Regions from separate parts of the Homo sapiens genome. Here region 1 is linked to region 2. Evidence: chromatin loops called from intact Hi-C (ENCODE). Cell type or tissue: heart right ventricle. All regions are shown on one strand. Links, peaks and the distances in the headings refer to the core of each region. The heading gives the core; the rest is flanking DNA.

Region 1 (4,794 bases), core at 1,325-3,824, 640 kb after region 2:
ATTTTCATGGTTTAAAGAGGGAGTTTTTTAGCTTGCTACTTGATCTTCTGCATATCAAATAAAAAACTAGAATATATTCAAATGTGCTCAACTGCGTTGCTTTAAATAATTTTGTGGTGCTTCTTTTTAGCATTTGATGAATACAGAAATATCAGCCAAAAGGACATTGTGGACAGCATAAAAGGAGAATTATCTGGGCATTTTGAAGACTTACTGTTGGCCATAGGTAAGACTTCGAGTGCTGGTAAACTAAGTTACTTTGCACTTGCTTTAACTCAGTGCCGAGGCCTGCTCCTTTTGGGCAAGAATCCTGACTGATCCATTTTTTTTGCTCCCTACAGCCCCCAACATGGTCCAGGATACACACAGTACGCTCAACAAATATTGTTAAATGAATGCTTGAAGAAGTTATTTTTTTAAGTCTTTTTTCTTTTTCTTTTTTGAAACAGGATCTCACTCTGTCACCCAGGCTGGAGTGCAGTGGTGTGATCTCAGCTCACTGCAGCCTCAACCTCCTGGGCTCAAGCAGTCCTCCCACCTCAGCCTCCCAAGTAGCTGAGACAACAAGCATGTATACCACCTGGCCCAGCTAATTTTGTATTTTTTGTAGAGATGGGGTTTCACCATGTTGCCCAGGCTGGTCGTGAACTCCTGAGCTCAAGCAATCCATCCACCTCAGCCTCCCAAAGTGTTGGGATTACAGGTGTGAGCTACCACATCCAGCCATCTTTTTAAATCTTACCTTGCTTTTTAAATTTGTATTTGTCTTGTGACCATGTTTAGCTTGTAGACTTCTTGAGAGCTGAAATATTTTATTTCTACTGGCATTTTTATTGAGCTTTGTTGAAAACTGAGACGTAGGCAAAGCACAGTGGCATGCACGTGTAGTCTTACCTACTTGGGAGGCTGAGGTGGAAGGATTGCTGGAGCCAAGGAGTTCAAGGCCAGTTTGGGCAACATAGCAAGATCTTGTCTCTTTAATTAAAAAAACCACACACACACACACACACACACACACATGCAACTAAGACCTAAGCCAGTTTGGTAATCCACCATATTTGGTTATTTATGAAAGATATCAGTGGCTTTTCTTTTCTTTCTTTCTTTTTTTTTTTTCTTTTGAGATGGAGTCTCACTCTGTCACCCAGACTAGAGTGCAGTGGCACAATCTCAGCTCATTGTTGACTCTGAATTGCTAAAAGATAAGCCGAGGAGGCTAAGAAAGGGAAAACTTTCTTCTTCAATTAAAAAAGTAGAATTGAGATCAGTCTTCATAATTAGTTCTCAGACTGTTCCAGTGGTAATGATACACCTGGTTAATTTTTTTTTCCATTTTACATTGTTAATCTTTTTTTCTTTTTTTTTCTTTGTGACGGAGTCTCGCTCGGTTGCCCAAGCTGGAGTGTGGTGGCGCAATCTCAGGTCACTGCAACCTCCGCCTTCCAGGTTCAAGCAATTCTTGTGCCTCAGCCTCCTAAGTAGCTGGGATTACAGGCACACGCCACCACGCCTGGCTAACGTTTGTATTTTTAGTAGAGACAGGGTTTCACCATGTTGGCCGGGGTGGTCTCAAATTCCTGACCTCAAGTGATCCGCCCACCTCTGCCTCCCAAAGTGCTGGGATTACAGGCTTGAGCCACCACCCCTGGCCTATATTGTTAATCTTTATATTAATTCTGCTTGCTGTTTTTCATTTGGTGTTCTTGCTAAGCCGTAATGTTTGAAAAACTTTGTTGAGATGTACAAACTCTCATTCACTGAGCTAAGGAGCATTCTTGGAAATATATCATTGAATAATGTATTACATTTGGGCTATAATGCACATTATTTTATCATGTAAAAAAAGACCTTATAATTCAATTGAAGTTCAAAATATGTTACACTTTCATTTTGTTTCAGTCTACCATTGGAATAAACCAGTTTATAAAATTTTTTATTGAGATATAACTTACATACCATAAAGTTCACCCACTCAAAGTGTGCAATTCAATGCTTTTTAATGTAGTCACAAGGTTTTGCAACCATCACCACAATCTAAGTTTAGGACGTTTTAATCAGCCGCATAAGAAACCCTGTAACTATTGACAGTCACTTTCCAATCCTCCCCACCCCCTGGCTCCTATAATCATTAATCTACTTTCTGTCTCTATAGATTTGCCTACTCTGCATATTTCATACACAAGGAATCCAATACAATGGTCAACACATAGTTTTTGACATGAAAAACGATCTGAGCTGTGTCATCTTAGAATCGTGTAATAGGAGCATACTACTTGCCAAATAAGAACAAATCCAGACTTAAGTAAGGAGAGGCTTTATTCAGTAGAACTATTTCAATAGAGAGAACATGTTGATTTCAGAAACCTGAAAGACTGGGCTGGGTGTGGTGGCTCATGCACATAATCCCATCACTTTGAGAGGCTGAGGCAGGAGGATCCCTTTAGGCCAGGAGTTCAAGACCAGCCTGGGCAACATAGTGAGAGCAGCATTCTGAGACTGTTCCAATGGCAATGATAGAACTGGTTAATTTTTTTTCCATTTTATATTGTTAATCTATATATTAAAGATTCTACAAAAAAATAAAAAATTAGCTGGGTAGGTTGGTGGACGCCTGTAGTCCCAGCTACTCAAGGGGCTAAGGTGGGAGGAGTGCTTGAACCCAGGAGGTCGAGGCTCCAGTGAGCTATGTTGGTGCCACTACACCAGAGCCTGAGTGACAAAAGTGAGATCCCATCTCTAAAAGATGGGGAAAAATGTGCAAAAGTTTCAAAATCCAACAGAAAAGTCTTAGCAGCAACTTTTAATGTTGGGCAAGCACAAGGGCATGATCACTGGGGATTGACAGGAAACACGTCTGGCAGTGGACAGCTGGACTCTCAAGATAAGCTGCAACAGAGGCATGTTCTGCATTTTAGGGCTTGCCCAGGACTGGGGACAAGCCAGAGTTCAGGAACCTGTGGGAGGAGAGAGGCCTGATGGAAGTGTGGTCAAGACAATGAAGAGGGTAGGGAATGGGCAATTATGAATTCTTGGTCATGGTAATTAACTCTAACGGACTCCCAAGCTTCCCTGCCTATGGTGCTGGGTGATAAAGCCTCCTTCCCACTGAAACATACTGCCACCTTCCAAAACTTTCAGATATGAAGAACAAATCTAGTAGGTAAGAATATAAAGCAGAAGGCAAGCTAAAGGGAAGAAAGGATCATGAAAAGAAGGGATTGTACAAATCTAGTTGGCAGGGAGGTGACTGGAAAGCTTAATAGGATGAAAGTGGGCATCATTATTTTTTATCAAGCTATTATGGCTTACTTAATGTGAGTTTTACTAGTTTAAATGGTTAGTTTCTTGTCAGAGAACTTCATGTAACAGTTTGATTCTAAATGCTGTGTTTGGGTTTCTAATACATTTCTCCTTCTATTTCCCTTAAATCACTCAAAAAGCCAAAAGTCTTTTAGCTTTCCTTAAGACAGTCTATAAGCCACGATGAGAAAGTCACTTATTCTTGTTCTGAGCTCCAAAATTCATTATAAAATCCATTCACTTTTGGTTGGATTCCTACCTAGAGATCAGATTTAAGATTATAAAAATAATTGTGTTGCTGTAAATAGGTTTCTTCCCTACAGACTTTTCTATTCCTATTTTCTTTTTATTTAAAAGATAATTTACTCTTGCGTTTTTGTCAGTTTCCTTTTTCTTGTTTTATTTCTGCTTTACTTGTTATTTCAAAATAAAGAATTGAAGGATTGTATTTTTTTTTTAAGGCAACTGAATTTAGATGACAGATACTTGTTCTAATGGAGTCACTCTAACCAGCCTATAAATTCTAATCCAGTCATTTAAAAGAAAATTCTTTCCATGGGAAAAATTGCTTTTAAATGGAACTCCAGTGCCCCTGCGTGCCTAATGAGTTATTTGGAGCAACATCGCTGCAGTTGTCAGGCCCAGGTTGTTCATCAGTAGCCCGAGATGCTAGTAGCTGAGCAGTGTCGCACCCTAGGGAGTTATCAGGGAAAGCGTAGGTGTTCGGGGTGTCTGGGATCCAGAGATGAGTCAGTCGCTGTGGGAGTTTCTTTGGCAGGTAATTTTATTTTCCCCATGGCTGGAGATAATTACTGTGCTAAAGTTCTGTGCAAATATGGTATTAAAAGGCTATGAAAATCAGGGTAAGCAGCCTTTCTTTCATTCCAAGTAAAAGCCAGTTGTGGGGAGGGGATAGAGTGGTATGACAGTCCAAAGAATCTTTTTAAAAAACATATTACTTACTATAGATTAACCCAATTTCTATTCCGTGAAGCTGAACATTATTTGCTTTTTGTTACAGTTAATTGTGTGAGGAACACGCCGGCCTTTTTAGCCGAAAGACTGCATCGAGCCTTGAAGGTTGGTCTGGAAAGTTCATGTGCATTCTTAGCGTCCCTTAATTCCCTTGGGAAAGTATGCAAATAGTAGAACAAATATTTAAAAATTAGTTATTTTAATGTAATTTAAACATTTTAAGATAAATTATATTACAGCAAATCAAGGTATGATACAATACACTCTTTACACAGACACCTGATTTTCTCTTCAAAATAAACAGACCTGGGTTTATGAAATAATTTTTTTCTAAGTAGGTATAATTTGATTTCTATTTAACTAAAACATTCTCATTTTCTCTAATATGATGAGTTTAAGTAGATGCTAATATTCCACTTGTATGAAAGATGAAAATTCATGTATAATATTAAATTTTAAAAGTTCATCCTCTATTTTAAATAGAAAATGAGAAGGCAGGCCAGGCGCGGTGGCTCACGC
Region 2 (4,794 bases), core at 1,465-3,964:
ATCATTTTAAATTTCATGGCACCACAGAATCACCTAGAATGAATGTGTTGTTTTTGAACTTGCCTCACATTAAATAAACTGAGGTGCGAAAAGCAAGCCTCCCACATAAAGAAGCAGGCAAATTTTGATACGAATGTATAGACCAAGTGCTGTAAGCATCAACATTTCAGTTATTTTACACTATACACCCGCCCCCGACACATAGCCTACTTTGAAACAATTCACTCGTTTCTAAGGGCAGTAAGAAAACTAAGCAATGTTATGGTCAACAGTACTTCTTAAATTTTAGAATAACCACATAAGAACATTCTTTTCCCCTTAAAATTGTTTCTGCCATCATTGACCCCCTCAAATTTTAAGGTGAGTCTTTCTGATGTTTTTTTGTTCCAAGTCTATAGAAATCAGAAAAAAAGCAAAGGCTCCATGTTTCAGTCAAAAACTTAATCTCCTTGAAAATACTACATAACTCAGTTGGCATTATTCCCCAAGACGGTGGAGTTAACAAAAGAACTAATCCACATTGCATCATAAACTATTATCAAGGGCCTAGACATCTTGATAAGACATAAAGGTCCACACTGAACCTAAATGTGTCTGAGCAGTCAGTGTTGTACTGTGGCCACAACTTCACTTTTGTAACACTCTATCTTACTCCTTCCTAGGTTAACAGTTCTACCAAATATTAATATGAAAGTTTAGTAAGACAATGTTGCAAATTATGGTTAACCAACATCTTTTCACCAAATACTTCAAGCATAAAAACGAGAATCTTTACAAAAATATACACAGACACAACAAATTGGTAGCTGCCCATAGCACTAAACAAACTGGACTCAAGAGTGGCTTCTCAACAGCATGTCATTTTAATATAACCATTGCCTGGTACAGGGAAAACTAACAAGTGTTTGTTAAACATTGTATTCCTGATAATTTAAGCCAATCTATGAGCGAATGAACGATACGTGCCTAAAAATGATCATGGTTTATACTATCAGTAGCCACTGGATTTAGGACTAGTCCAAGATCTTGATCTAGATTTTGACCTAGGCCTAGACTGTGACCTTGACTGGGATTTGGAACAAGGCGGTTCTTTTTTCCTTGATTCCTTTTTATGTCTTGAGCAAGACTTGTAATATGTTTTGGAATCTGTTTTAGAGGTGCCTCTAGTTTTGGCATGCGATGCAGACCTAGAACACGATTTAGCCTTCATTTCTTTCTTGGGCTGGGACTTGGACCTTGATCTTGAATTGGATTTAGATCTTGAAAAAGACTGATTTCAGTGTTTGACTCTATCATTGCTGGAATGGCTTCTGCTACACCATGGTCTTCCAGTCCATCCACTCTTTCTAGGACTACAAGATCTTCTATAGATGTAAGCAAAAGACCGACTTCTTGATCTTCTTTCATAACTTTGGCTTCTAGAACATCTATATCTGTCATAATCATAGCGTGAAGAACTGTACACACTCCTACCTTCCTTTGCTTTCATCTGATTTGGGGTCTTCCAATCCCCCTGTGCAAACTGTTTCCATTTGACATCCACAAATCCACTTTCTGTCCAAATTATGTAAAGCATCTTCAGCATCACGAACATCTTCCAATTGAACATAAGCAACTCCTCTTGGACAGTGAGTGTAGAAATCAAGTGGAACATACACATCAACTATAGGATCATAATGACCAAATTCATGCCATAAATCTTTGAACCTGCTGTTACTGGCTCCATTCCTGATGAACAGAGGCACCTTGGAGGACGCAGGTAGCTGGACGTGACCGCTGTGTGAGTCTTAGCGCCAGGGGACACTAAGGGGCTCAGCAAACTGTCCAGCCCCCGGAGGCTGATCCTCAGACACGCACAGCCAGAGGGCTCTACTACAGTTAAATTAATTCTTGTATGTAAAAGAGTAGAAATTTACCGGTTTTGTAGTAAATAATAGTGATTCTCAAACTTTAGCTTGTATCCAAATTACTTGGAGGCTTGCAAAACACAAATTACAGCCCCCCACCCAGTACTCTGGGGTGGACTGTGAACATTTGCATTTCTAACCAGGTGATGGCGAGATGATGATGATGATGATGATGATGATGATGATGATGATGATGATGGTGATGCTTGTCCAGGGACCACACTTTGAGAACCACTGGTATCTACTAATAGTTCTTTTAACCCTGGCTGGATATAAAAATCTCTGGCTTTGGTGCCAGCTTTATTTTAAAACTTTCACAAGTCATTCTGATGCACCAGAGTGGAGAATCACTGGTGTGTGCAATTAGCCAAGTTATAAAAGATATAAAATTTGCAATATAGGTCTAGATTTTAAAAGACAAATGAAAAAAAAATAATGCACTGAACTTAAGAGCCAGGACTAGTTTATAACTTTCTGGACTATCCCTATGTGTAAATAATTTAAATTCTGGGTTCTTACCCTATGGGAAAACAATTCAAGTTCTGTGATCTTCTGTAAAACAAGAACATCATAGGATGATCATCAATGTACTTTCAAACCCAAATTTTATGATATATACCTTTTTAGCAGGGGGCATTTCACACTAAGAAGTGATGTAACATAACATTAATTAGCATTACTAATATAAAAACAAGAACATAAATTTGATGGTTTTATTTATACTGTTTTGTTAACTAGATGCTTAAGATGGGATGGGGGGACCTGTTAAATAATGATTGTTGGTTTTAAAAAAATCTTAATTTTTTACAGCAAGTAGTCAATAACAGAGTCCAGTAGGTGGCGATAACAGCCTTTCATACAACTTAAAAACAGTTGCGTACTTACTGGTCAATAATTGTTTTCTCACTTGCCTGTACAAATAGAAAACACAAAACACTTTATAGGCCACCTGGAGCTTTATTTCAGAGTGAATTTTTTGTTTGTTTATTTCATTCTATTTTGGGAATATAACAGAGGTTGCTTTCTGTTTCTGTGATCATGCGTATTTAGAGGTTTGTAAAAATTCTTTTTAAAACTTTTAGTATAGAATTTTTCAAATATGAAGAAAATACAATAATGAATACCCATTCAGCTTCAGCAATGATCAATGTTCTGCTATTATTCCCATTTTACCTGTCCCTTCCATGTACCCAGCCCCCAGCTTGTCGTCATCCCTTCTGCAGAACTTACAAGCAAATCCCACATATCATGTTACTGAACCTATAGAGCTTTAAAAATTGTCAAGCTATAATTACAAGAAGATTTTAGGTGCATTATTTCAGAACCCATTGTTTTTGTGTTTTACTCTAGCCATTGAGTACCGTTAGTTTTTGTTTGTTTTGTTTGGATTATATTTTTCACATAATAACGAGCCAAACACCTTTTCTAGTGCTTTGAGAACTGTAGTTCTCAAAACGAGGCAGCAGCATAATTAGTCACAAAAGGTTGCATGTAAATATCAATATTTTTAAAATAAAAATTGATATCTTCAATTAAATTTTTGTTTTTTACTTTAAAAATGTTACTATTTTTTTGAGACAAGGTTTTGCTGTGTCATCCAGCACCAGCTGGAGTGCAGTGGTGCGATCACGCTCCCTGCAGCCTTGGCCTCCTGGGCTCAAGTGATCCTCTCACCTCAGCCTTCTGAGTAGCTGGGACCACAGGTACATGCCATGGTGCTCACCATGCTTGGCTGTTTTATTTTTTGTAGAGATGGGGGTCTCACTATGTTGCCCAGGCTGGTCTCGAATTCCTAGGCTCAAGCTATCTGCCCGCATCAGCCACCCAAAGTGCTGGAATTACAGGCACAAGCTCCGGGGCTTGGCTGAATTTTTATTTTTGAATAAAAATATACAATTAGAAATGTATTCTTATCAACAATGGAAGGTATATTTGTATATCTTTTTATCCAAGGTATCCAAAAGAACAAAAAGTTTTACTGTATGGTTTTTATCTAAAACAAATGGAAGCATATTACATTTTGGCAAGTAGAGAAATCAACATAATTAAGAATTTAAAGAAAGAACTCAATGACCCAGAATTCCTAAAACAACCACTTAACATTTTGTTATATTTCCTTTTTCTCCTTCCTATGTGGAGGTCTCCCTCTTCCCTGAAATTGCATGTTTATGTCGGACATAGAGTAGAAGGGAGACATCCCGGTTCTGGAGGTTTTCCACATCTCTGACTCTTCAGTCACTTCCCATTGATAAAAAGCCAACCAAAAAAAAAAAAAAACTCGAAGTATTTGCTAAATGAATAAAAGGCCTAACACTTTCTATATCTCATTATATGCTACCTAAAACTTTATTTTTTCCTTTCTTCTTTTTTTTTGGGTGGGGATAGGGTCTTGCTCTGTTGCCTAGGCGGGAGTGTGGTAGTACGATCACAGCTTACTGCAGCTCAAACTCCTGGGCTCTAGCAATCATTCCACCTCAGCCTCCTGAGTAGCTGGGACTACGGGAGCATGCCACCATGATTGGCTAATTAATTTTTTTTGTAGAGGTAGGGTCTCGCTATGTTGTCCAGGCTGGTCTAAAATTCCTGGCTTCAGGTAATCCTCCTGCCTCGGCCTCCCAAAGTACTGGGATTGCAGATGTAAGACACCGTACTTGGCCTGTAAAACTTTTTTTTTTTAATTATACTTTTAGTTTTAGAGTACATGTGCACAACGTGCAGGTTGTTACATATGTATACACGTGCTATGTCGGTGTGCTGCACCCATTAACTCGTCATTTACATTAGGTATATCTCCTAATGCTATCCCTCCCCCCTCCCCCCACCCCACAACAGGCCCCAGTGTGTGATGTTCCCCAACCTGTGTCCAAGTGTTCTCATTGTTCAGTTC

What was found. Peaks named below come from ENCODE experiments on the same cell type or tissue, not always from the same donor. Only the 100,000 strongest peaks of a DNase experiment are listed, where the experiment ranks them.
Region 1: it touches region 2 in a loop (2.3-fold over the local background); 9 of 110 quality-filtered maps call a loop at or near these places.

The regions. Positions count from the first base shown.
Region 1 is chr4:78,597,189-78,601,982 of GRCh38, forward strand. It overlaps ANXA3 (annexin A3), which reads left to right. Exons shown (of 13, transcript NM_005139.3): 10 at 131-226; 11 at 4,322-4,380. Among named protein-coding and RNA genes, the nearest start is that of LINC01094, 46 kb to the right of the region's middle. In heart right ventricle, for the core only: no CTCF peak of the experiment used is centred there; a DNase peak (open chromatin) is centred at 2,877.
Region 2 is chr4:77,957,009-77,961,802 of GRCh38, forward strand. It overlaps the pseudogene LOC100128297. Among named protein-coding and RNA genes, the nearest start is that of MRPL1, 97 kb to the left of the region's middle. In heart right ventricle, for the core only: a CTCF peak has its summit at 2,752 (motif pointing right); no DNase peak of the experiment used is centred there; H3K4me3 peaks cover 545 bases.